2 separate regions of the Homo sapiens genome follow, and region 2 is linked to region 1. Evidence: read pairs that join two places in POLR2A ChIA-PET (ENCODE). Cell type or tissue: IMR-90. All regions are shown on one strand. Each heading gives the region's core, and the rest is flanking DNA. Links, peaks and the distances in the headings are about the cores only. Region 1 has its middle 97 kb from the start of PHLDA1-AS1. Region 2 overlaps LOC105369844 (a long non-coding RNA gene).

Region 1 (12,957 bases), core at 3,266-11,265:
TTTATAAACATCTTCGTGGCTGGGTGCAGTGGCTCACAGCTATTATCCTGGCACCTTGGGAGGACAAGATTGGCGCATTGCTTGAGCCCAGAGGCTGCAGATATCTCTACAAAAATTAAAATTAAAATAAATTAGCTGGGTGTGGTAAAGTGCACCTGTAGTCCTTGCTACTCAGGAGGCTAGCAGTAAGCTATGAATGTGCCACTGTACTCCATCTAGCTTGGGTGACAGAGTGAGACCCTGCCTCAAATAAGTACATAAATAAATAAAATTAAATAAAAATATCTTCTCTATGCCAAGTACTGTACCAGATGCTGGGCATATGTTTAGAGAGAGAGAGAGAGAGAGAGAGAGACAGAGACAGAGAGACAGAGACAGAGAGACAGACAGACACAATGCTTGTCTTTATGGAATTTATAACCTATCATCATCATTATGGGACATTTTAGGGTTCTGTTAGCACCCATCCAGCAGCCATCTCACAATTTCATAACCTTCTTAATTTTGTTTGACTTTCACCTCCTTTCCACTTCAGCCATCCTTTCACATAGGCACTTCATAGGCATTTACAATTACACTTGACCTTGTCATCAGTCAGAACTGACATCTTAAACTCTAAAGACTGGCTTGCTACCCACAGCCTCCCATCCTCCCAGCTTTCTCACCCCCATTTTCCAGCTATGCAGGATGGCGAGTTTCATTTTTCTTTGAGTCTATCAGTCGCTTCCGTGTTTTCCTTCTCTTCCTATCCAGTCTAAACAGGATGCTGGCTTACTGCTTGAATTTGTCCCTGGTTAATACCATCATATCCTTTGCATCTTTTTCTGTGGTCATATCCTTTAAGATCTGTACTCTGTACCAATGCAGCTTTTTCGCTTTCACATCAAGGCTTCTGAATGCTGCTAGGAAAAAAAGTCACTTGACTTTGTCACAACAAATTTATTGTCTTCATCTTTAGCCAGACTTACAATGCTTCACCGTAATCTTTCTGTATGCTTTCAGTTGTATCTTTCTTTCATTTCCCATGATTTCATTGCTTTTTCTTCTGGCTTATAAAAATATATATTTTTGGTTTAAAAATTTTTATTATGGAAAAATTCAGATATATATAAAAGAGAGAATAGTCTGATAAACTTTTATATATCTATCACTCAGCTTACAGCCAATCTTGTTTAATTTAGGGCCTTTATCCTACCCCCAGATTGCTTTAAAACAAATCCTTGACACCATATTATTTTATCTGTAAATATTGTGCGTAGTCTAAAAGATGAGGGCACTTAAAAAATTAACCACAACAGCATTATCTAAACAAAAAAGTTAACAGTAATTTCCTAACACCAGCAGACCTGCAGGCAATTTTCTTATTTCCCAAATTGCCTTTTGATTTTTTAAAGTCTGTTTGAATCATGATCCAAATGAAGCACATGTTATTGTGATGGGTTGACATGTCTGTTAAGTTTTTTAAAGTAAAGTTTCCCCCTCCTTTTCTCTTTTTTCTTGCTCTGTGTGTGTATGTGTGTGTGTGTGTGTATGTGTACACACAGGGTCTCATGTCTGCTTTTTGAAACCGTTACTGCGTTACTATGACCAACTCTCATTCTTGACAGCTGATCAGTATTTATGGGAAGAGTCCCTTAACTCCCTGCCCTTCTGTCTGTAACCTGATTAACATCTGCATACATCATTCCCTCCTCTGCTAGTCTCTAAGGAAAGTAGTCTCTTACTCCCATCTAAGGCTAATTCTTCCATCAGTGCCCTGGTTCCCTCCTTACTTAGGGAGTGCATTTCATTTTTTAATCCTCCCTTTTTGGCATCTTTATCTCCCCCTGACTTTTTCCTGTCAGTATATAAACATGTTCAAGGCTCTCTCAACTATACAAACAAACTAACCAACCAAGTAATAGTCCCCCAGCACTGACATACACCTATACCCGCAGATTTTCAGGCCTGTGTATCATTCTAATTTTGGTTCCATCTCTCATCTTCCTTTCAAAGCCAAACTTCTATAAAATTCTCTAAATTCATTTTTTTTCTACTTTCTTAACTTCCATGTACTCCCTAATCCACTGCCTGGCTTTGGTTTCTGTCACTCCTCAGAAATAGTGCTTTGCTTTCCAAGCTCCCCAAAAACCTCCTCTGGGCTAAATGCAGTGGGCATCCTTTGAGTCTTTATCTCATTTGAAATCTCTGCCGTGTTTTGCAGTGTTGGCCATGCACTGGTTCTTGAAACATTCTCTAGCTTTGGCCTGTCTTGGTTTTTCTCCTACCTCTCTGATGGCAACTTCACAATTTCTTTGAAGGTTTTTCTTCCTCTTTCTGCCTTAAGTATTTTGTGAGTTCTATACCATTTCCCTGCATGATCTCATCTATTCCTATGAATGGCTCTGAAATCTTTCTAGTGTGAACTGGACCTCTGTAACCCATTGCCTATTGGACAAACATTTAATGTTCCTTGGACAACTCAGACTCAACATAGCTAAAGATGGATCCTTCCCACTTAATTTATTCTCCTTCCTGCATTGTCTATCTCTGTGAATGATAGCCCTGTCTACCTAGTTGCCTGAGCCAGAAATTTGGTAATTATCTTTGATGCCTTCCTCTGTCTCCTTGCTATCTTTACTCCCATGTCTAATGAACCACCAAGTGATATTAATCTTAACATTACTCTCTTTTCATGTTCTCCTCCCCAAAGCTCCTCATATTTTACATAGATTGCTGCAATGGCCATGACAGGGCATTCTCCCTCCTATATAGGATCCTTTGATCTTCTTCCCACACTACTCCCCGAGCAATCAGGTTACCATGCTGCAAGAAACCCTCCAATAGCTTTCCATTCCTCCAGTGAAACAAAGAAGTGTGGGAGCGAATATATAAAGCTCTTTTTACTTGGGGAAGTCTTACCTCTTCATCTTCTTCAGCCATTCCCCATCTCCTTTCCTACAACCCAACTCCTTGCATTTCCGAAAAGGGTCTATTTTCTTAAGCCTGTGCCCATGCTGCCTGCTCCAATTAGAATGTTCTTCCTTTCCTTTGTTTAACTCAACCTTCTAGCTAAGGTCAAAGGGGGGTCACCTCTACTAGAAATTCCTCTCTAATCCCCGGTCCAAGTTAGGTGCTCTCCTTATCTATCTGCCTCGAAACATCTCTCATGATAGGCCATGCTCACTGCTTTACTCTGTCCTTTACCTATTGATGTATCTGTGGTCCTGGCCAGTGTTCAGACCTGGCTCCCCAGGTCATGGAATGTCCCAGCTGGAAAGGACTTCCTCTTCATTTTGCAGATGATGATTTGTTTGTGTCTTACTGCCTTTAAGAAAGGAATCTGAACTTCCTGTTTTAGCAATTGGAAAACTGTTTACTAAGGCTCTGCCTTGGGCAAGGTGCTATGTTAGGCATCTTCAGAGTATATAGAAACCCTTCTCTTAAGTTGCTCAGTGAGGCAGGGGAGATAAAATATCTAATAAGTAAAATGCAAGCAGTAAAGAGGCAAATAAGAGAGGTAGAGATAAAATGCTGTGAGACCTCAGAGGAGGGTATGATAAAGGACACTGGGATCTGCAAAGGGGTCAAGGAAAGTCCTGTGGAGGACTGATGTAGGAGCTGAGCCTTGAACATGGGTGGCAGGGAATAAATTGTAGAGGGGGCATTTGGGGCAGAGAGGCTAGTAAGAGGAAAGGCAGAGGCTAATTGAATTTTAAGCAATGGGCATAATTTGCTGTCTGAGAGTTAGCAGTTTCTTTCATGATTTTTTTTAATTGCAAAAATTGTGTAGCACCAAATTGGGATCTTTTGTTGCTTGAAAAATATTTAGATAGCCTAGATATATTATCCTGTGTCATCATGTTACTTTGGCTGTCTCCTTTTTCCCAGCATTCAGAGGATCAAAAGTTTGTAACATTTATTTATTTATTCAGTAAACAGTTATTGATCTTCACTATGGGCTGGGTGTAATGGCATTCACAAAGATAAATAAGACAAAATCACTGTTTCCAAGAAGTCACAGTGTTGTGAGTGTGGTAAGAGATAGGAAGATTACAGGATGGTTAAAAAACAAAGTAGGCCAGGTGTGTTGGCTCATGTCTATAATCCCAGAGCTTTGGGGGGCAGAGGCGAGTGGATTGCTTGAGGCCAGGAGATCGAGACCAGCCTGGGCAACATAGTGAGACCCCATCTCTACAAAAAATAAAAGAATTAGCTGGGTGCAGTGGTGCATGCCTGTAGTCCCAACTACTGGGAAGGCTGAGGCAGAAGCATCAATTGAGCTCAGAAGTTAGAGTCAGCAGTGAGCTATGATCACACCACTGCACCCCAGCCTGGGCAACGGAGACTGTCTCTAAAGCAACAACAATAACAAGATAATAAATACTGTCTGTGACACAGGTATGAGGAGGTTGCTATAGAAGCTGAGCCAAGGGAGCCCCTACCTCTGGCCTGGGGGCAAGAGGAACCATTGAAGAAAATTTGAAACCTCTGAAATAGGCAGGGATAAAAAGTGTCCCAGAGACAGTTACACTATGTGAGAAGTAAATGGGAGGTGAGAAAATGGAACCAAGGTGGGTAGCTTTTTGTACTTTCGTAGATTTGCAACTGAGCTTCAGCAATATTTCTACCCTGATCTATGTTATTTTTATTTTATTTTAATTTTTTTTTTATTTGAGACAGAGTCTCACTCTATTGCGCAGGCTGGAGTGCAGTGGCACGATCTCGGCTCACTGCAACCTCCTCCTCCCAGGTTCAAGCAATACTCCTGCCTCAGCCCCCCGGTAGCTGGGATTACAGGCATGCACCACCATGCCTCGCTAATTTTTGTATTTTTAGTAGAGATGGGGTTTCACTATGTTGGCCAGACTGGGGTCGAACTTCTGACCTCAGGCGATCCACCTGCCTTGGCCTCCCAAAGTGCTGGGATTACAGGCATGAGCCACCATGCCTGGCCAATCTATGTTATTTTTAAAAGAAGAAGAGAAATAGATCAAGGAAGAGGAGAAAGACCTGGTTCCATAGATCTGACTCTGCAGTTTGTGTGCTGTGTAATAGAGAAAAGTTAGTGTCAATTTGGACATGGGCCAAATGACCTTTTGAGTCTCTTGTAGCACAAATGACCTGGAATCCTGTTTTCTTTATGATTATGAAGCTGGGCATAGGTATTCTGATGGGCACAGCCAAGATATTTAAGCCAACATTTGCTGAGAAACAGTGAAACTCATTTTCAGACATTTTTCCCCCATGACTGAGAAGTGTTAGGTTTTTGTCCAGCAGCAGTAGCTGTTGATTGCTGTTTTCCTGAGAGAGGGAGGCTTTTTTTTTTTTTTTTTTTTTTTAACATTCTGACACCTTTTTTTTCCCCTCCGTATCAGTACTGCTCACTAACCACATCATATGGTGATAAGAACTGAAATTACTCATTGACATTATCGTGGGGCTATTTCGAAAACATTATCTCATTTCATTTCCTAGAATATCATCAAGTCTCCACAATACCAGTTCCTTAAAGGAGAATGTTTTTGTTCCAACTGAAACCAAAATATTTTAGTGAATTTTGTCTTCAGTATTACTTCCTTCCTATTCTAATACTGTGGTCAAAAGTATAACTTTTGGCAAACTCTTTGCCATAGCGGAATCTGACTTAGTTTGCTGAATTTGAAGTTAGCTGTTTTCAGTAATTTCTTTTCTTTTTTTTTTTTTTTTTTTTTTTTTTTGAGATGGAGTCTTGCTCAGCCCCCCAGGCTGGAGTGCAGTGGTGTGATCTCGGCTCACTGCAGCTACCATCTCCTGGGTTCAAGTGATTCTCCTGTCTCAGCCTCCTGAGTAGCTGGGATTACAGGCACCCATCATCATGCTCGGCTAATTTTTGTATTTTAATAGAGATGGGGTTACTCCATGTTGGCCAAGCTGGTCTTGCACTCCTGACCTCAGGTGATCTGCCCCCCTCGGCCTCCCAAAATGCTGGGATTACAGGCTTGAGCCACCGCATGCAGCCTGTTTTCAGTGATTTGTCTTTACTCTTTATGTAGATTATCTGCATTGCAGATTACTTATTGTAATTTTCAAATCCTGGGCTGAATTTCTTTCATCATTTCCTGTGGATTTGTCATCTCTTTCCTCATCCTCACCCTCTATTCAGGCACCATGTAACCAGGCAGTTAGACAAAGCATTGTTTCATAGCTGAATCCATCACATATTTTTTTTATATATATTCCCAAAGGTATACAAATAGTTTTCATATTGTTTGAGAGTTTGATTTGTTTCCACTAACATAGAAAAATAGTTGTTTAATAATTAGACACTCCTTTTGTTTGATCTTGACTCCTTTTTCATGAGACCAGATGAAGTATTCATTAATGTTCCTATGAAATAATTATTTTGAAAACTTTTAACCAGTTCCAGTTTTTTTTTTTTTCACTTTTCTGATGTATTGATCATTCATGCATTCACTGACCATTTACACCATTTTTATATTGCTCTCTAAACTGCTATATTCAAAGCTAATTGTAGGCAACATCCTTAAATACAGTTAAAGCAATAATAGTTCAGGGGGACGAGTGTTAGCAGCATTTTAGGATATTCAGAGAAAGAGGTACAGTAAGACATCTTAGAGCTTCTGGGAGGCCAAGGGGCTTGCTGGCTAATGTTTCAACCATCAGAACTTGTTTGAGCAACAGTCTTGGCCCTACTACATGAGTCATAAACACCAGGATAGGCGATGCCTTCAGCCAGATGCAATGGAAAAGAGTTTGTTAACATGGAAAATATGGGATGGCTATACCACATACGTCAGTAGGACTCCCAGAACTGAGTCTTTTAGACCCGTTAATTACTTTTTGAGTGAATTAATGTATATGAGCAAACACATTTAGGGTGTTGCTAGCCTTATTAGCCAATAAGCACAATTCCTTGCCAGACAGTTTAAGACTGAGACCAGCTAGTTAATGAATTTACTGAAAGGCTCATTTATAAGGCTGCTTCACAGAGAATTTAGCAATAAACAATTCTGCCAACTCTTGATCTTTCAGCTATAGCCTTTCTTCCTGTATTTCTTTGGAATAACACATAATTAACATACAGCGATCAAGTTTTTGCTTGTCATTTAATATAGCACATTTTTTCTTTTGTTTTTTAGTATCTTTGCATATCAAGCAATGCTTTTAAAACTTATGCAAGCGTTGTATTTTGGACTCTATTTCTTTATAATTTTTTGTATCATCCTGCTGGGTAGATAGTGTGGGAAGAAATGCAGAGATTTTTATTGAATACTGCCTTGTTTTTAGGTGGTGTTTAATATTTAGATATGTTGGGTCTGCTAATTTAGGAGGAAAAAGTATTCTTTGGATTTTTCTTTTGCATAGCTTATTTTAGTTGCCAATCTTTTCTGGGTCTGAAGGGTCAAAAATGGCTGATAAAAATAGGTAAATAGCAATGAATGTGGTTGTAGGAAAATAGGAACTGATGGTGCTATGAAAGTGTTAATCTCCCATCATCAGTCTATATTCCTGGTTTTAGTGTCACAGGAATTTGACAGCCTCCTGAACTTTAGCCACCTCTCAGAAAATCCTGCTTCTCTTTTGAACAATGACTCCAGGGCTGGAAGATGGGTGAGGCATCCACTTAGTGTGTCAACAATGTAGAAAGGACCATGGTGAGAAGCTGACTAGAAGCCCACAGTGCTAGTTAAAGAGAAGAGGACTTTGAAAAGAAGTGAGAATAAGTGTGAACAGTTGACTCCAAGTAGGAAATTAGTGGAGGATGAACTAAATTAGAGTTCGGGATAAGCAAAGAACAAAGGTATATTCTATGGCCAGGATCCAGGCTGGTTGTGTAGTGAGTGAGGCAGTTTTATGTATTGAGTGTGCATTCACAGAATGTAGGGGTGCGTGTGTGTGTGTGTGTGTGTGTGATCAAGTCAGCTGTTTTCTCTTTAGCTCCAGTTAGTTGTCAACATGTGGGCCTAATGTTGCTGGGTCATCCCACTTTTCAGAAGAAATGGGAAACCTGATATTTTAAAGGGAATATGTAATTTTTTTTTTTTTTTTTGAGATGGAGTCTTGCGATGTCACCCAGGCTGGAGTGCCGTGGCTTGATCTCGGCTCACTGCAACCCCTGCCTCCCGGATTCAAGTGATTCTCCTGCCTCAGCCTCCCGAGTAGTTGGGCTTACAGGCGAGTGCCACCACACCGGGCTAATTTTCGTATTTTTAGTAGAAACGGGGTTTCAGCATCTTGGCCAGGCTGGTCTTAAACTCCTGACCTCGTGATCCACCTGCCTTGGCCTCCCAAAGTGCTAGGGTTACAGACATGAGCCACTGCGCCCAGCCAATATGTCAGATTTTAAAATGTAGCACTACATTAAAAAAACTGTGTGAGCCCAGATGACTATCTATGAGCTGATGGGACACTTTGGTCATCAGTGGGTCACCTCTATTCAAAGCTGATTTCAGGATTACATGCTACATGCTGAGAATTGTGCTACTGATTAACTGGGCAACCTCAAAATCACCATCTGAATAATGTGCTCTAAGAAGACTTAGCACATAAGGTTGTTTTGAGAATTAAGTAAGATGATTGATTAAAAAAGCCTCTGCCACAATGCAAGGCAGATAATAAGATAATAAGTGTTAGCTGAATTTGTATCAGCAACCTCACGTAGTACTGAGGGCTGGGTTGGTCTTTTTCATGTCTACATTCAAGACAAGCTTAGGAGGAATAAGTGGTGAGTTCTGTTATGTGTTTTTACAATGGCTTCCTCCAGAAGTCTCTCTTCGCCTTTGTCTGCCAAGGTACATATTTGAGATAAACCTTTGCAGCTATAGATAGGTCTCTGTTCAATATAAATGCCCCCTGCCTCATGGGTGAGTGGGCATGGAGGTGTAAGGTGGTAGAGATCATATGAATTGCATAGATGTAGCTATAGTACCTTTGTGGCCTTCTGCCTCCCCATCCCACAATCTACTCCTTGAGAGACTGCTTATCCCTAGAGCTTACTTTCAACCATCAACCAGACACTTAAGACACTTGAGACAATTAGTTATCTGAGTATAACTAGACATAAACCTAGCCACCTCCATGAATCAGGGATGTCAAGGGAAAAAAAGATTTGACTGTCTGTCTTTGGGAAGCATCTAACTTTCCTTTACAGAAAGGTACAGGGAAAAACCTGTCTGTCTTCCTCAATTTACATTTCTTGCTAGTTTTCACCCAGTGTTCCCTTCCACTGTATCCCCACTATGACACATATTAGGGAGCTGTTCCTTAGTGTTCAGAAGGTGTCACAAGGCTCTTAGGGCCAGGGGGAGAAGCAGCTTCATCTCGCTAGGCAGCTCCGGGTGTTAGGCTGTCCAGTGTCATACATAAAGGCTTATGAGATTCAGTTTGGAATGATGTCCCAAACTATTAGTGATGTCTTCCATAGGCCCATGAGTGGAAAGTAGAAAGACATGCTAATTCTGTGCCTAGTAAATATAAATATTCACTTAAATTTGATTTAAAAACAAGGAAAGAAAAGTAAGTTTGCCCATATCTATCCCTGGGTTTGTTTTGATGTGTTGAAACTAAAGGACAGGCCGGGTGCGGTGGCTCATGAGCGCCTGTAATCCCAGCACTCTGGGAGGCTGAGGTGGGTGGATCACCTGAGGTCAGGAGTTCAAGACCAGCCTGGCCAACATGGCAAAACCCTATCTCTACTAAAAATACAAAAATTAGCTGGTATGGTGACACACACCTGTACCAACTACTCGAGAGGCCGAGGCAGGAGAATGCTCCAATCCAGGAGGCAGAGGTTGTAGTGAGCCAAGATCGCACCACTGCACTCCAGCCTGGGCAACAGAGTGAGATTCCATCTCAAAAACAAAACAAAACAAACAAACAAACAAAAAAACACCTAAAGGACGGAGCCTATATTTTTAGTGGGCTTTATTATATATTTGCATGTCATTTTGGCAAGTATAAGGAATCTTTATTTTTGAAATCACTAATATGGAGATTACTCCTTGTCCTCTATAGATATTGTTTCTTCCTCCCTTCACCTTTTCCTTCCTTTCCTGTCATTATCCTTCCCTAATGTCTGTGTATTTAAGAGATGTCACTTCTAGCTCAATAAGCCACATTCTAGATAAAGAGTAGGTTCTGTGTCTGAAGATGATTCAAATAGTAAAAGATCTGGAAATTTTGAGCTCCAATTTTCTCATGGTCTTTCTGGTAACACTTGCCCAGAAAGCCAGTCTTGCTCTGCCTAGACCACATATAGTTTTCCTAGTTAAATATGAAGTTCTCTCATCATGGAGACCTCAGGTGGTGACTTGAAATGCCCCCAGGGACCAGGTGGAGTGTAAAGTGCGGGGGGTAGTTATGGGAAGGCAGTAGCCCAGTGGGAGAATAAATGGCACCTGGCCCTCGGCTGGGCATTGTGGTGAGCTGAAGGGTATGCTCATCTCCAGCTGATTGCTGCAGTAAACCTGGGTCCAGGGCTGCAAAAGCAGACACTTAGATCTTTTTGTGGATGTTAAAATATAATGTGGGGCAGATATAACATGTCTATGGACTGAATTTAGCCTTAAAGAGGCTCCAATTTCTGATATCTAGCTAAATTAGGAATTGATCAATGACATTAAGAGCAGGTTGCCTGAAATCTTTACTTATAGAATAGGAGGACCTGAGATAAATATGTGTATGGGGAGAGATGGGAATGGGTAGGCAGTGCAGAGAGGTGATGTCTTAGGGATAAGTCAGTACAGTGTCTTGAGCCCACCTGCACTACATGAAAGCCCCCTGGAAGAAAACATATGCAGGGACAGCAGCAGCAGCAAGATTAATGCTATACACGGGAGGTACAAATGCAGGACAAACATAGCAAGGGAAGAGAGACAAGAAAAGAAGGGCATGAGTAAAAAGGAAAGAGTTTACACATTTTGCAATCAGCACAGCAGAGACCTTTCAGGAAAGTATTAAATAATGTAGAGAGAGTCACTAATTGTCCTTTAACATACACAAGAAAATGACTGACAGTGAACCAGGAAACAGAAATGATGGGATTGAGAAACTGATTACCCAAAATTGACTAAAGAGCATTTACTTGATACTAAGAAGGGATAAATGGCCAGAGTCAGAATTTCAGGGACAGCATGCCTCTAATTTGTTGTTTAGGATGGTTTCTTAGTCTGTATATGTTGCTATTAAGGAATACCTGAGGCTGGGTAATTTAGTAAAAAAAAGAGCTTTATTAGCTGGGCGTGTTGGTGCATGCCTGTAGTCTCAGCTACTTGGGAAGCTGAGGTGGGAGGATCACTTCAGCCCAGGAGGTTGAGGCTGCAGTGAGCTGTGATCATGCCACTGCACTCTAGCTTGGGTGACAGGGTAAGGCCTTGTCTAAAAATATATATATATATATGAGGTTTATTTGGCTCACAGTTCTTCAGACTGAAGAAGAAGGATGATGCCAGCATCTGTTTCTGGTGAGGGCTTTAGGCTGCTTCCATTTGTGGTGGAAGGAGAAGAGGAGCTGGCATGTGCAGAGATTACAGGGAAAGAGAGGAAGCAAGAGATAGGGAAGGTGTTAGGCTCTTTTTAACCAGCACTTGGAGAAACTCTTGAGGGGAAATAATAAAGAAAAAACTCACTCATTAATGTGAGGAAGGCACTAAGAGATTCATGAGGTATCGGCTTCCATGACACAAACAACCTCCCATTAGGTCCCACCTCCAACATTAGGAATCAAATTTCAACATGAGATTTGGAGGATCACATATCCAAACTATAGCAGATGGTATACTTAAATATTTATTGGCTATTAGTAATTTTCTAGAAGATTCCTTAGTATTGAAAGCCCCAGGTTGGTGTACCACCTGGATTGGTTATACCTCAAATCCCCAGATAATGGGGTTATAAGGGTGGAAAGAACCCTAGAGATCATATAGTACAGCACTTCCTTTTTAAAATAAGGATCTTTGACCAGAGGGATGACAACTTAATCAATGTCACAAAGCTTGTAGTCTATCTGGGTCTAGAACATAGTTTCCCACCTTAGATCCAGTCCTGATTTCTGAGCTCAAATCCTAACAAGAGTTACTATCTCTAGTACCCCTACCTATCCACCTAGTGGAGAAAAAAATCAGGCAGAGCATGAAGAGGAGAACTGGAATTACAAACTAGCACTTGAATGAAGATTGCACATATTTATTGTGCCCTTGTTTTCCCCTTTCTTAACTTAGTGACGCCTTCAAATAGGATTCCTTGCTGGAATGATGTCTGATAAATAAAACAAAGTTTTTGCATGTAGGTGGAATCTATCAAAGAGTTCTTTTTACTCTTCATACAAATTCATACTAATTTTTTTGTCTCATTGAATGGGAGCCTGGTATGGTTTAGCTCTATGTCCTTACCCAAATCTCATATCGAATCGTAATCTTCACATGTTGAGGAAGGGGCCTGGTGGGAGGTGATTGAATTGTGGGGGCAAACTTCCCCCTTGCTGTTCTTGTGATAGTGAGTGAGTTCTCATGAGATCTGGTTCTTTGAAAGTGTGTGATACTTCCCCCTTTGCTCTCTGTCTGCCCTGCCACCAGGTGAAGAAGGTCCTTGCTTCCCCTTTGCCTTCCACCATGATTGTAAGTTTCCTGAGGCTTCCCAGTCATGCTTCCTGTTAAGCCTGCAGAACTGTGAGTTAATTAAACCTCTTTTCTTCATAAATTACCTAGTTTCAGATAGTTCTTTATAGCAGTGTGAAAATAGACTAATACAGAGCCAATCTCCTGCTATGTTTTAGGATCTAAGTCATGTATATTCATCATATCAGAACATAATTATTGATTATGGGGTTTTAAAAATTGTGGTTTTAACTTAATGTATAGACTTAGCTTATTTTTATTTTTATTTTATTTTTTTGAGATAGAGTCTCACTCTGTCACCCAGGCTGGAGTACAGTGGTGCCATCTTGGCTTACTTCAACCTCTGCTACCTGGATTCAAG
Region 2 (12,957 bases), core at 2,281-10,280, 190 kb after region 1:
GAAGGATCTGTATGCAACTCGGCAAGTACTTTTAGAAGGTATTGACTATTGTAATGTTGGCAGTATAAAAGGAAGGAAGACAGGACCATAAGACTTGAGAGAATGGTAGTGGAAAAAGAAATAAGCTACAGAATGTTTGATCTGATCAATAAATAATAAAATAGTAGCTACATGTATTGAGTATCTACATTGTATATATTAGATACTAGGTTAGGTGGTTTGTATATACACTGCCTTTTATCGCCACCCTACAATACAGCATTATCATCTCCAATTTACGGGTGAATGTTCTGAAGCTGAGAAGAGCTGGGATTCATAGTTTGTCCCACGATAAAACTTACTTTCTTCAACCTATACCATGTTGTCTCAGACGTATCATAAATAAAACCAGGACAGACAAAGAATAAAAATGAAATCTTAAAATTCTCACAATGTAACAGTAAACAAAGTAAACAATCCAATTAGGAAATAGATAATAGACATGAAACATTTCACTGAAAAGATATACAGAAGGCAAATAAGCACATGAAAAGATGTTCTACATCGTCAGCCGTTAGGAACATGCAAATTAAAACCATAGTGAATTTAAAATTTAAATTAAATTAAAACCATACAGTACATCTATCAATGGCTAAAAAAAAAAAAAAAAAAATTAATGATGTAACCGTCCAATGGGTTCACTTTTCCCTCTGCCTAGACAGAGCCAATTTATCAAGACAGGGGAATTGCAATGGAGAAAGAGTAATTCACGCAGAGCCAGCTGTGCCGGAGACCAGAGTTTTATTGTTACTCAAATCAGTCTCCCCAAGCATTTGGGGATCAGAGTTTTATTTTTATTTTATTTTATTTTTTATTATACTTTAAGTTCTAGGGTACATGTGCACAACGTGCAGGTTTGTTACACATGTATACATGTGCCATGTTGGTGTGCTGCACCCAGTAACTCATCATTTACATTAGGTATATCTCCTAATGCTAACACTCCACCTTCCCCCAACCCCATGACAGGCCCTGGTGTGTGATGTTCCCCACCCTGTGTCCACGTGTTCTCATTGTTCAGTTCCCACCTATGAGTGAGAACATGTGGTGTTTGGTTTTCTGTCCTTGCGATAGTTTGCTCAGAATGATGGTTTCCAGCTTTATCCATGTCCCTGCAAAGGACATGAACTCATCCTTTTTTATGGCTGCATAGTATTCCATGGTGTATATGTGCCACATTTTCTTAATCCAGTCTATCATTGATGGACATTTGGGTTGATTCTAAGTCTTTGTTATTGTGAATAGTGCCACAATAACATACGTGTGCATGTGTCTTTATAGCAGCATGATGTATAATCCTTTGGGTATATACCCAGTAATGGGATGGCTGGGTCAAATGGTATTTCTAGTTCTAGATCCTTGAGGAATCGCCACAGTGTCTTCCACAATGGTTGAACTAGTTTACAGTCCCACCAACAGTGTAAAAGTGTTCCTATTTCTCCACATCCTCTCCAGCACCTGTTGTTTCCTGACTTTTTAGTGATCACCATTCTAACTGGTGTGAGATGGTATCTCATTGTGGTTTTGATTTGCACTTCTCTGATGGCCAGTGATGATGAGCATTTTTTCATGTGTCTGTTGGCTGCATAAATGTCTTCTTTTGAGAAGTGTCTGTTCATATACTTCAGCCACTTTTTGATGGGGTTGTTTGATTTTTTCTTGTGAATTTGTTTAAGTTCTTTGTAGATTCTGGATATTAGCCCTTTGTCAGATGGGTAGATTGTAAAAATTTTCTCCCATTCTGTAGGTTTCCTGTTCACTCTGATGGTAGTTTCTTTTGCTGTGCAGAAGCTCTTTAGTTTAATTAGATCTCGGAGATCAGAGTTTTAAAAGATAATTTGGCGGGTAGGGGCTTGGAAAGTGGGGAGTGCTGATTGGTCAGGTTGGAAATGGAATCAAAGGGGGTTGAAGTGAGTTTTTCTTAACGTCTTCTGTTCCTGGGTAGGATGGCAGAACGGGTTGGGCCAGATTACCAGTCTGGATGGTGTCAGCTGATCCGTCAAGTGCAGGGTCTGCAAAATATCTCAAGCACTGATCTTAAGCTTTACAATAGTGATGTTATTCCCAGAAGCAATTTGGGGAGGTTTAGACTCTTGGAGCCAGAGGCTGCATGACCCCTAAATTGTCATTTCTAATCTTGTAGCTAATTTGTTAGTCCTGCAAAGACTGGACATCAGGCAAGAAGGGGGTCTTTTCGGAAACGGCTGTTATCAATTTTGTTTTAGAGTCAAAACATGAACTGAGTTCTTTCCCAAAGTTAGTTTGGCCTGCACCCAGCAATGAGCAAGGACAGCTGAAGGTTTATAAGTAAGATAGAGTCAGTTAGGTCTGATTTCTTTCACTGTCATAATTTCCTCAGTTATAATTTTGCAAAGGCAGTTTCAGTGACATCACCCAGTGCTGGCAAGGATGTAGAGAAACTGGATCATTGTTACATTGCTGATGCTACAGAGATTCTGGAAAACAGTTTGCAGTTCCTTTAAAACTAAACATGTAATTACCATATGGCTCAGTAATTGTACTCCAGGGAATTTGTCCCAGAAAAATGGGAGCTTATGCTCACACACAAAACCTGTACACAAATGTTTAAATCAGCTTTATATATAATAGCCCGTAACTAAAAATGACTCAGATATTCTTCAACAGATGAATGGTCAAACTGTGGTATATCAGTACCATGGAATACTACTTATAAATAAAAAGAAATGAGTTACTGATACATGCAACAATCTGGATGAATCACCAAAGGATTATGCTGAGGTTTTTTTTTTTTTTTTTTTTTTGAGACGGAGTTTCGCTCTTGTTGCCCAGGCTGGAGTGCAATGGCGCAATCTCGGCTCACTGCAGCCTCCGCCTCCCAGGTTCAAGCAATTCTCCTGCCTCAGCCTCCCGAGAAGCTGGGATTACAGGCATGCACCACCACGCCCGGCTAATTTTGTACTTTTAGTAGAGATGGGGTTTCTCCATGTTGAGGCTGGTCTTGAACTCCTGACCTCAGGTGATCCACCAGCCTCGGCCTCCCAAAGTGCTGGGATTACAGGCGTGAGCTACCGCACCCAGTTTATGCTGAGTTTTTTTTAAAAAATCCATCCCAAATGGTACATACTCCATTATTCCATTTATATAATATTCTTGTAGTGACAAAATTATAGAAATGGGTAAGAAATTAGAGGTTGTGAAAGGAAAATGTCTTGGGCCCCCAAAATGACTAAGGAAAACTCAAGCTGGAAACTGCTTAGGGCAAACCTCCCTCCCATTCAATTCAAAGTCACCCCTCTGCTGAGATAGATGCATGTGTGATTGCCTCTCTTGGAAAGGCTAATCAGAAACTCAAAAGAAAGTAACTGGTTGTGTATCACCAATCTGTGACCTGGAAGCTGCCTCCCGACTTCCAGTATTTCTGCCTTTGCTTTGAGTTGTCCCACCTTTCCAGAGTGAACCAGTGTACTTCTTACATGTATTGACTGATGTCTCATGTCTCCCTGGAATGTATAAAACCAAGCTGTGCCCTGGCCACCTTGGGCACTTGTCGTCAGGACTTCCTGAGGCTGTGTCTCGGGTGTGTTCTCAACCTTGGCAAAATAAACTTTCTAAATTAACTGAGACCTGTCTCAGATTTTCTGCATTCACATTCTTAAAAGGGCGACATGAGGGATCCTTGTGGTGATGAAAATGTTTTGTATTTTGATACTATCAATGTCAGTATCCTGGTTGTGGTGTTGTACCATAGTTTACAAGTTTGGGAAAACTGAGTAAAAGGAATGTAGGATCTCTCTGCATTATTTCTCACAATTGTATGTGAATCTACTATTACCTCCAAAGAAAAATTTTAATTAAATAAAAAGTGAACATTATTAAATATGAATCAAATGTATTTCTTTTTTGTTTGAATAAAGTTATTTGAATTTGTTTAAGAAATTCATGATAGCAAAAAAGGAATTGGATTGAACAGGTAAAACGGAACTGATTTAGCCCGAGAAAGCATTTCCTGCCTTAGTAAATGTCAAGGTAATAGGGCCAAACAGTTTGGTATCCTCTTTGAATGCTCTTTCTCTAACTGCTGTATCTGATCAACTGTTTTCTTCCTCAAAATTCTCTAGAGTGTACTCATCTTTGGCAGGGCCTTTAATGCTGCGCATATATATGGTGACTTTGTGAGAATAACGAAATGGTACCTTGTCTAGCTGATGAATAAAAAAAGGGTTTCCTTCTTCCTCCTGCTGGGCCACAGTGCTTGGCCAGGAGATCACAGTCTGATCTTCAACAACCATCTGCCCCTTGGGAAACTGCTTGGTGCAGGGCATGGCTTTCTGTATGGCTGTATATGGTGGGCTTTGCCTTATTATTTTCTGCCACCCTTATCTTCACCATGGTTTGAGTCAGCACCATTTCTCCCCTGCAGCATTCTCTTAATTCTCCTTACCTCCAATCTTGCTTTTCTTCAGTGCTTTCTCCACACCGCAGCTAGAATTTGCTTTCTGAAATACAACTCTGATCATGCTGCCTCACCAACAACCCTACAATAAGCCCCCTTTGTCCTCAGTATGGAGTCTAAGCTCTGGGGGTATGGCACACAGGTCATCCTCTTCCTGAACCCACCAGCCTTTCTCCTCTCCACTTTTTCAACCCTTTTCTTATCTTCTACTGTCCTGCAGCTCACATGAGCCATGATCCCTCATCTTTGATATTTCTGTGCCTTGAATACCTGTTCTACTCTTAACCTCCAGCCTTGTATCTGGCTGACTTCTACATGTCCTTCAGAACTCAGCTCAGACATCCCCTCTGGGAAACCTTTCTAATCTCATGAGCTTGAGCTGCGTGTTTCTCTGTGTTCATACTCACTCTGAACCGTAGCCCTGAAAACACTGGTTTGTAAGTGTCTGCCTCTGCATCTGCCTTTCCCATATAGCTGCTATCTTCTCCAGGACAGGAACAATATCTTATTTACTATTGTAACCCAGGGATCTACCGTAGTACTTGGCACATTGAACAACCTCAACTGTCAGCTGGTAACACCTTTTTTTTATTAAGTGAATGCAAAATCATGTAGTTAACTGTTCCAGAAAATGTGAAGCTAGGGATAAGGGAAGAAGGGTGGAAAGGCAACTACTTTCTGGACTTTACATGTTCAGTGCCTCTGTTACAATGTCTCTGGAAGCTTTTTGATCTATGGGCTTTCACTTCTTTCTCATTCTGGCATGGAATTGGAATTTGAACTATTTTTCACACCTGCTTTAGTGACTCTGAAGGAATGTATCAATTAAGCAAAGAGCAAACCACTGGAAACAGTTCTGACAGGGTTATTCCAAAAGGATCTGCATTGGAAAACAAGGTCTGAAATGATATCTTTAATGTCTTACATAGCCATAAAATCAGGGAATGTGTAAAGGTCTGCAGGTGAGTGGCTGTTGATATTTAAAGCATTGAATTTTGGAATCTTCAGACATTCCTTTCAACGGAAGAATTATTGCCCAATGGTGGGAGTATTTATTTAGCTCTGCAGAGCCAGAAGATGCCTTTTCCCCCTCTTTTTTCAGCTGTAGGAATAAGGACCTGAGTGGAAAGTGCCCATAAAATTACTGACCCTCAAATCCTCCCTGATTTCCTTCTCATCTCTGAACACCCAGATGATCTTGCTCCTCTCATCATGTTTAGAACCTACCCCTCTGTCCTTCCAAGGGGAAAAATCAGCTGCCATGAAATGGGAGGAATGTATTTGATTCTTTTCCTCACTCGGCGAAGACTGTACCAATAATGTAACATGTGGGATCATAGAAGGGTATCAGCACCTGCTGTGGGTACAAAAGAGAGGAAACACTTTATTCAAGTCTTTATTTCTTGTCTTCATAGCTCATAACTTGTGTTTATTTTTTTAATTGACTTTTAATAGTTGTACATATTTTTGGGACATATGTCATATTTTGATACCTATTTACAATGTGTAGTTATCAAACCAGAGTAATTGGGATGTCCAGCTCTGTTTTTAAAAAAATTACATATGTGTTCTCCCTAGAACAAGGGCCAAAAAACTTTTTCTCTAAAGGGCAAGATAGTAAACATTTTAGAATTTACTGATCATACAGTCTCGGTCATAACTACTCAACTCTGCCACTGTATGCAAAAGCAACCACTGACAATAAATGAGGGGATTTCAAAAAGTGCATGAAAAATTGAATGAAAAAATAAAAATTAAAAATATAAGTTTTCTTCTCAGCATGAGCTTCAAGTTCAAGACATTTTTGTAAGTGATGGTACCAGCCATTAAGTTCATCTCTAAAAAACTGGGAGTCCTGGGAATTCACCATGTCAAAGTAATGTTTTTTATATTATTAACTGAAGGAAAATGGGTGCCTTTAAAGATTTTTTTATGATTAGGAGGCAAAAAGAATTCAGAAGGAACTGAATCATGACTGTAAGATGGAAGCCTAATGATTTCTTACTGAAACTCTTGCAAATGGCCCTTGTTTGATGAGAGGAATAAACAGGTGCATAGTCGTGGTAGAAAAGGATTCTAGTGAAGCTCTCCTGAGTGTTTTTTTGCCAAAGGTTTGGCTAACTTTCTCAAAATACTCTCATAATAAGAAGATATTATGGGCGGGTGCGGTGGCTCACACCTGTAATATCAGCACTTTGGGAGGCCGAGGGGGGCGAATCACCTGAGGTCAGGAGTTTGAGACCAGCCTGACCAACATGGAGAAAACCCGTCTCTACTAAAAATACAAAATTAGCTGGGCATGGTGGCACGTGCCTGTAATCCCAGCTACTTGGGAGGCTGAGACAGGAAAATTGCTTGAACCTGGGAGGTGGAAGTTCTGGTGAGCTGAGATTGCCCCATTGCACTCCAGCCTGGGCAACAAGAGTGAAACTCCATCTCAAAAAAAATAAAAATAAGAAAATATTATTGTTCTTTCACACTTCAGAAAGTCAACAAGAAAAATGCCTTGAGCATCCCCCCAAAATTGTTGCCATGACCTTTGTTCTTGGCCGATTCACTTTTGCTTTGACTGGCCCCCCTCCACCTCTTGGTGGCCATTGCTTTGAGTGTGCTTTGTCTTCAAGATTGTACTGGTAGAGCCTTGTTTCATCTCCTGTTACAATTCTTAGAGGAAATGCTTCAGGATCTTGATACTGCATGCTTAAAATTTCCATTGAAACCCCTGCTTTTGTCTACAGCTGATCTGGGTGCAATCATTTTGGCAGCCATTGAGTGGAAAGTTTGTTCAACTTTAATTTTTCAGTCAGAATTGTGTAAACAGAACCAATGGAGATGTCTGTGATATTGGCTGTTGTTTCTACTGTTAATCATCAGTTCTCTTCAATTAAGGCAGGAAAAAAGATAAATTTTTTCCTCACAAATTGATGTAGATGATCTGCTGCTGCTGGCTTCATCTTCAACATCATCTCATCCCTTCTTAGGATGAGTGATCCATTTGTAAACTGCTGATTTCTTTGGGGCATTGTCCTGTAAACTTTTCATAAAGCATCAGTGATTTCATCATTCTTCCACCCAAGCTTCACCATAAATCTGATGTTTGTTTTTGCTTCAATTTTAGCAGAATTCATATTGTTCTTATAGAGGCTCTTTTCAAACCAACATCGTATCCTTGTTTATGCCTCAAACTAGATCCTTTTCAGATATGTTGTAACCAGTTGGCATGAGTTTATTTTGGTGCAAAAAAATTTGAACTCCATGCATAGTTTTTTTCATAATACGCATTTTCCATAAACTTTTAAAAGACTCCTCTCATATAAATGAATGGGCATAGTTGTGTTCCAATCAAACTAAGCACTGAAATTTGAATTTCAATAAATTTCATGTGTCATAAAATAGTATTTTTCTTTTGATTTATTTCCAAGCATTTTTTTTTACTTCACAGACTGCTCAAAAATAGATAGTGGGCCAGATTAGGACTGCGTGCTATAATTTGTTGGTCTTTGCACTAGAATGTCAACTAGAGAGTGATGGGATTGGATTTGTGCTTTTAGCCAGTGCATCTCAAATTTAAATGTGCATATGGATCATCTGGGTTCTGTTAAAAATGCAGATTCTGTTGTGAGAGTCTGCATTTTTAACCAGCTGCAGGACCATACTGGTGCTGTGGTTTGCGGACCACACCTTGAATAGCAAGGTTTTCAAAGATTGCACATTGGCATCCATCCGTGCAAGACAGCTTGGATTGTAGAGGGACCGGATGGGGATGGGGATGAGTGGTAAAGAGGAGTTAGAAGGCTTTGTAATTGTTCAGGATTGCACTAATTAGGGCCTATCCTAGGTCAGGGTCAGTGAGGTTGGAGAGGGACAGATGAGTATGAAAGACTTCTGGGAGGTGGACTCAGCAGGTCTTGGTTGCTGAGTGGATGTGAGAGACAGAGGGAGGAGAAATTGAGGTTGACTACAAGATTCTGTTGGCCAATGGTGCACTTAGCAAGACCCCGATGATCCATACGGAAGTGGGTACAGAGTAGGTGCTTAATCAATGTTGTTTAAATGAAAAGGCAAGGGGAAGAGCAAGTTGGGTTGGAAGGGGATGGGAGAGAGAAGAGAATTACCTCAATTTGGGGTAGTTTGAGTTTGATTCTTCAGAAACCAAGAGAAAGTAGTAAAGGCAGGTAATGTTTTGAAGGCAGAATGCTGCCCGAAGCTGCTGGTCTGGGAATGGGTTGTTTTCCATCAACTGAGAATTTGACCCAGAACAACAGCACTACGCGTTGGGTGTCCCTTATCTGAAATGCTTGGGAGCAGAAGTGTTTAGGATTTCATGATTTGTTTTGGTGGGCGGGGAGGGGGGATAGATTTTGGAATATTTGAATATATACAATGAGATATCTTCGAGATGGGACCCAAATCTAAACACAAAATTCATTTCTGTTTCACATTCACCTTATACACATAGCCTGAAGGTAATTTTATTTAATGTTTTTAGTAATTTTGTGCTCGTGAATCAGTTTTGACTGCATTTTGTCTTCATTCCATCACATGAGGTCAGGTGTGGGATTTCCCACTTGCAGGGTGATATCAGTGCTCAAAAAGTTTCAAGTTTTGGAATCATTTAGATTTTGGATTTCTGGACTAGAGATTCTCAACCTATACCAACCAGGAAGAGCATAAGCTATACCAAAAGTATACTGAGGGCATTTGCCACCTTGCAAGGGTTCTTATATAAATGTTTAACTTTATTCTTATTTTACAATAGAAATTTTGTTACAAAAAACCATCGGGCTGCGCGTGGTGGCTCACGCCTATAATCCCAGCACTTTGGGAAGCTGAGCCGGGCAGATCACCTGAGGTCAGGAGTTCAAGACCAGTCTGACAAACATGGAGAAACCCCATCTCTACTAAAAATACAAAAGTAGTCGGGCATGGTGACATATGCCTGTAATCCCAGCTATTCGGGAGGCTGAGACAGGAGAATTGCTTGAACCCAGGAGGCAGAGGTTGCATTGAGCCAAGATTGCACCATTGCACTCCAGCCTGGGCGATAAGAGCAAGACTCCATCTCAAAAAACAAAAAACAAAAAACAAAAAACCAAAAAAAAAACCATCAAGGAATCAGAATTTGCTTGCAAATGTTTTAAAGCTCTGGCCTGAGAATCAACTTAATTTAAATATTATACCATAAGGCCTGTTGTCTCAGGTTTTCTCCACTCCTATGTTTAATTTAGTTGTTCTGCTGAAGACACTAAATATCTGTCATATATCAAAGGAATTTGTCATTTATGTAATATTATATAATGCATTCTTAGATGAAGCAGGTTTTGTTTCCTGTTTTTTGTTTTTGTTTTTAGCCCACTTTTACCTTTGCAAATTCTGATGAAAGAAAAATTTACCTGAATTTGCTGGTGATCTTTTCTGTCACTGGCCATAGAAAAACCCCAAACATACCAGCAGTGTTTAATTAACAACCTCCTGATTCTTCCTTTGTCTCTAGTCCTTCCCTCTTTTAATCCATTTTACACATTATTGCCCAATTAATATTTCTGAAGCTTATCCCTGATCCTATTACTACCTTGTTCAATAAACTTAAATGACTCTCTGTGGTCTACATAAGTCTGCACTCCTCAGCCTGCTTTTCAGTGTGCACCACCATCTGATTTCCATATACATTTCCAAAAGATTTCCTATTACTCACTTTTACCCACCCCACCTGACAACAAAATCAAACTCACTGCTTCCTCTCAGGTCCTGCTCTTCCCGGCCTCTGGGCCATGATGCAAGCTGCTCCATCCACCCACTCTCCCAGCCTACTCTGAGCCCTAAAGTTCTCTGAAGTTCAGGCCAAACTTCTGCTTCTCCATGAAGCATTCTCTGATTTCCAAGTTGAAAATAATATTTTTTTTTGTTTTTAATTTTCAAAGTTCTTTATCTGTGCAGCAAGGTATGGCAGGAAGGTTATGGATCTCTAGAATGTAAGCTCAAGGTAGGACCTGGTCCACTTATTCATTGCTGTGTCACCACTGCCTAGGCAAATGACTGGCACATAGTAGGTGCTGAATAAATATTTATTGATGAGTGAACAAATGGAATGAATGAATGACTAAATTAAGATGAGTTCAGTTTAAATTCAAGGCTACCATCACATGCAAATGCCTAAGACATGGATTGAAACAAGGTAGGGGCTTAATATGTTAAGTTCCTTCCTGTTTATTATCTCTTTTATGGCAGTTGTAAATCTCAGATATATTTATTTCTGCAGTGTCTGGGATCTAGTGTCAGAGGGAAAAGAAATAAATCTTGAGCACTTACTGTCTGTTAGGTTCTGTGCTAGGTGCCTTATATTCACATCTTATTTTAATTCTCCATAAGAATTCTATAAGGTAAGTATTATCCTTTCCATTTTACTATGGAGAGAAGCTAAACTCAAAGGTATTTGTCACTTTGGGAGCCCAGGAATTCAAGACCAGCCTGGGCAACATGGTGAAACCCCATCTCAACAAAAAATACAAAAATTAGCCGGACATGGTGGCATGTGCCTATAGTCCTGCTACTCAGGAGGCTGAGGTGAGAGGATCGCTTGAGCCTGGGAGGCAGAGGTTGCAGTGAGTTGAGTCATGCCACTGCACTCCAGCCTGGATGACAGAGCAAAGAAAAGAAAAAAGAAAACTTGTTATAGGTCACAGATTTCATAAGTGGTAGAGCTGAGATTTTAAAACCCAGTCAGCCTGATCTAAAACTCATGCCCTTATTACCTATATATAATAACATGGGTTATTAACTAATAAATTACAAAAGTGTGATGCAAAACCGTGTTTACCCAACTTCCACATTCTTACCGCTTTATTGTGATGGCTCTCAATATGTCACTACATAGCAAGTGCTTAATAAAGGAATAAATAAGTAAATGCATTTAAAATAAGCTAGCAAAAATGAATGAATTATAGAACTAGTGGATTAAGAATAAGCCATGATTTCCTACTAGAAAATCATGAAGTCAGATTAATGTCTGTTGACATGAGAGCACCAATTGCTTTTGCCAAAAGAACAAGGTTAGCTACAAAATGCAAATAAGTCCAAACTGACAAATAGTCTATTGCTGCCACCATGGAGTCAAGAAGATCTGCAGCCATCTTTGATGCCTGCCCTCTTAATTGCAAGGCCAGGCATGTAGTTTATTCTTAGTCTACAACCGCAGGCCTGAAAAGCAGCAGCTTTGGTTGTCTTCAGCTGTCATCCACAGCAGGTCCTAGACCATAGTAACACCCACTCCCGTGGAAAGTTTGAAGTAAAAGTCCTCTCTGACTCATCTCTTCTGACTATTCAAATCACAAAATTAACCAGGGTAGGTGCAGAGGAACTTGTAGCTGAGAAACTTCTGAGAGACTTAAGTTATTCACAGATTATCAACATTAGTTATCTCACCATATAAAAGAAATAACAAAGTAATTCTACCATCAAAAACATCTTCTAAAATCTTGAAGGCTATGTCCCATTTGGTCAGTGTGCAACTTTGGAAAGCTGATTAACCTCTCTAAGCCTCAGTTATCACATGGGGATAACAGTGAATGCTTTGTCTGTTGGTTTCAGAGGATTAAGTAGAAACATTTCACACTATGTTCAATAAGGGTTTTAATTAAAAATACCATTTTACATCTATCACACTACTTTCAGCACATCTGGGAATTTCTTTCAACAAGACACTGACTGCAAGCTGGACCAACTGTCTAGGAATTGATCCTGTTATTGAAAGACCTTCATATATATTTTATTTGCAACCCTATTGTAGGAACCTAGTATCCTAAAAGTATCTTTTAGGTGTGTGCAGCGATTCTTAGATATTTGAGAGAGATCTCAGAGTGTCTTTCAGGTATTTGCAATACATTGATTACAAATTGCTATTGATTTTGATCTGATTTGTATAGGAATAAATCCTGATTCTCATGATTAATACAATAATAATAAAAGCTACATTTTATCAGCACTGGGTAAGTGTTTGGTATGTATTATACTAACTTCTCACAATGTCTCTGTAGGGTAAAGATTATTGTCTTCACTTGCATATCTACAACCTAGATGCAAATTAGCTTATGTAAGTTGTCATCCATATCATAGACAGTAAGCAGCAGACCTGTGATTTAAGCGCAGGTCTGTCTGACTCCAAAGTATGCATTCTTTCCACCAAGTCACATGAACTTGGAACCCTTAGCCATATGGTCACAACCTATCACTTTCATATTACTGAGAAACATGGAGTGGTGTGTCAGTGTGACAACTCTGCTAGAAGACAGGAGTACAAAGATGAACAAGACATAAGAGAACAAGCAGCTTTGGTTGTCTTGAGCTGGGTCATCCATAGCAGATCCTAGACTATTGTAATACCGTCTCTAGTGGAAAGCTGGTTGTTTAAGGATTAACAGTTCAGAAGGGGGAGGCAAAGGAATACACAGGACTTGTGAAAACAGGCTGATTAATGTGTACATTGA

What was found. Peaks named below come from ENCODE experiments on the same cell type or tissue, not always from the same donor. Only the 100,000 strongest peaks of a DNase experiment are listed, where the experiment ranks them.
Region 2: POLR2A ChIA-PET joins it to region 1 with 11 read pairs; 2 of 35 experiments call an interaction of 5 or more read pairs at or near these places.

Annotation. Positions count from the first base shown.
Region 1 is chr12:75,927,074-75,940,030 of GRCh38, reverse strand. No RefSeq gene overlaps it. Among named protein-coding and RNA genes, the nearest start is that of PHLDA1-AS1, 97 kb to the left of the region's middle. RefSeq lists a silencer at 668-962. In IMR-90, for the core only: no CTCF peak of the experiment used is centred there; DNase peaks (open chromatin) are centred at 5,430, 6,090 and 6,680; H3K27ac peaks cover 2,506 bases.
Region 2 is chr12:75,737,415-75,750,371 of GRCh38, reverse strand. All of the region lies in intron 1 of LOC105369844 (a long non-coding RNA gene), which reads left to right. Among named protein-coding and RNA genes, the nearest start is that of KRR1, 230 kb to the right of the region's middle. RefSeq lists an enhancer at 3,183-3,684. In IMR-90, for the core only: no CTCF peak of the experiment used is centred there; a DNase peak (open chromatin) is centred at 2,641; H3K27ac peaks cover 2,096 bases.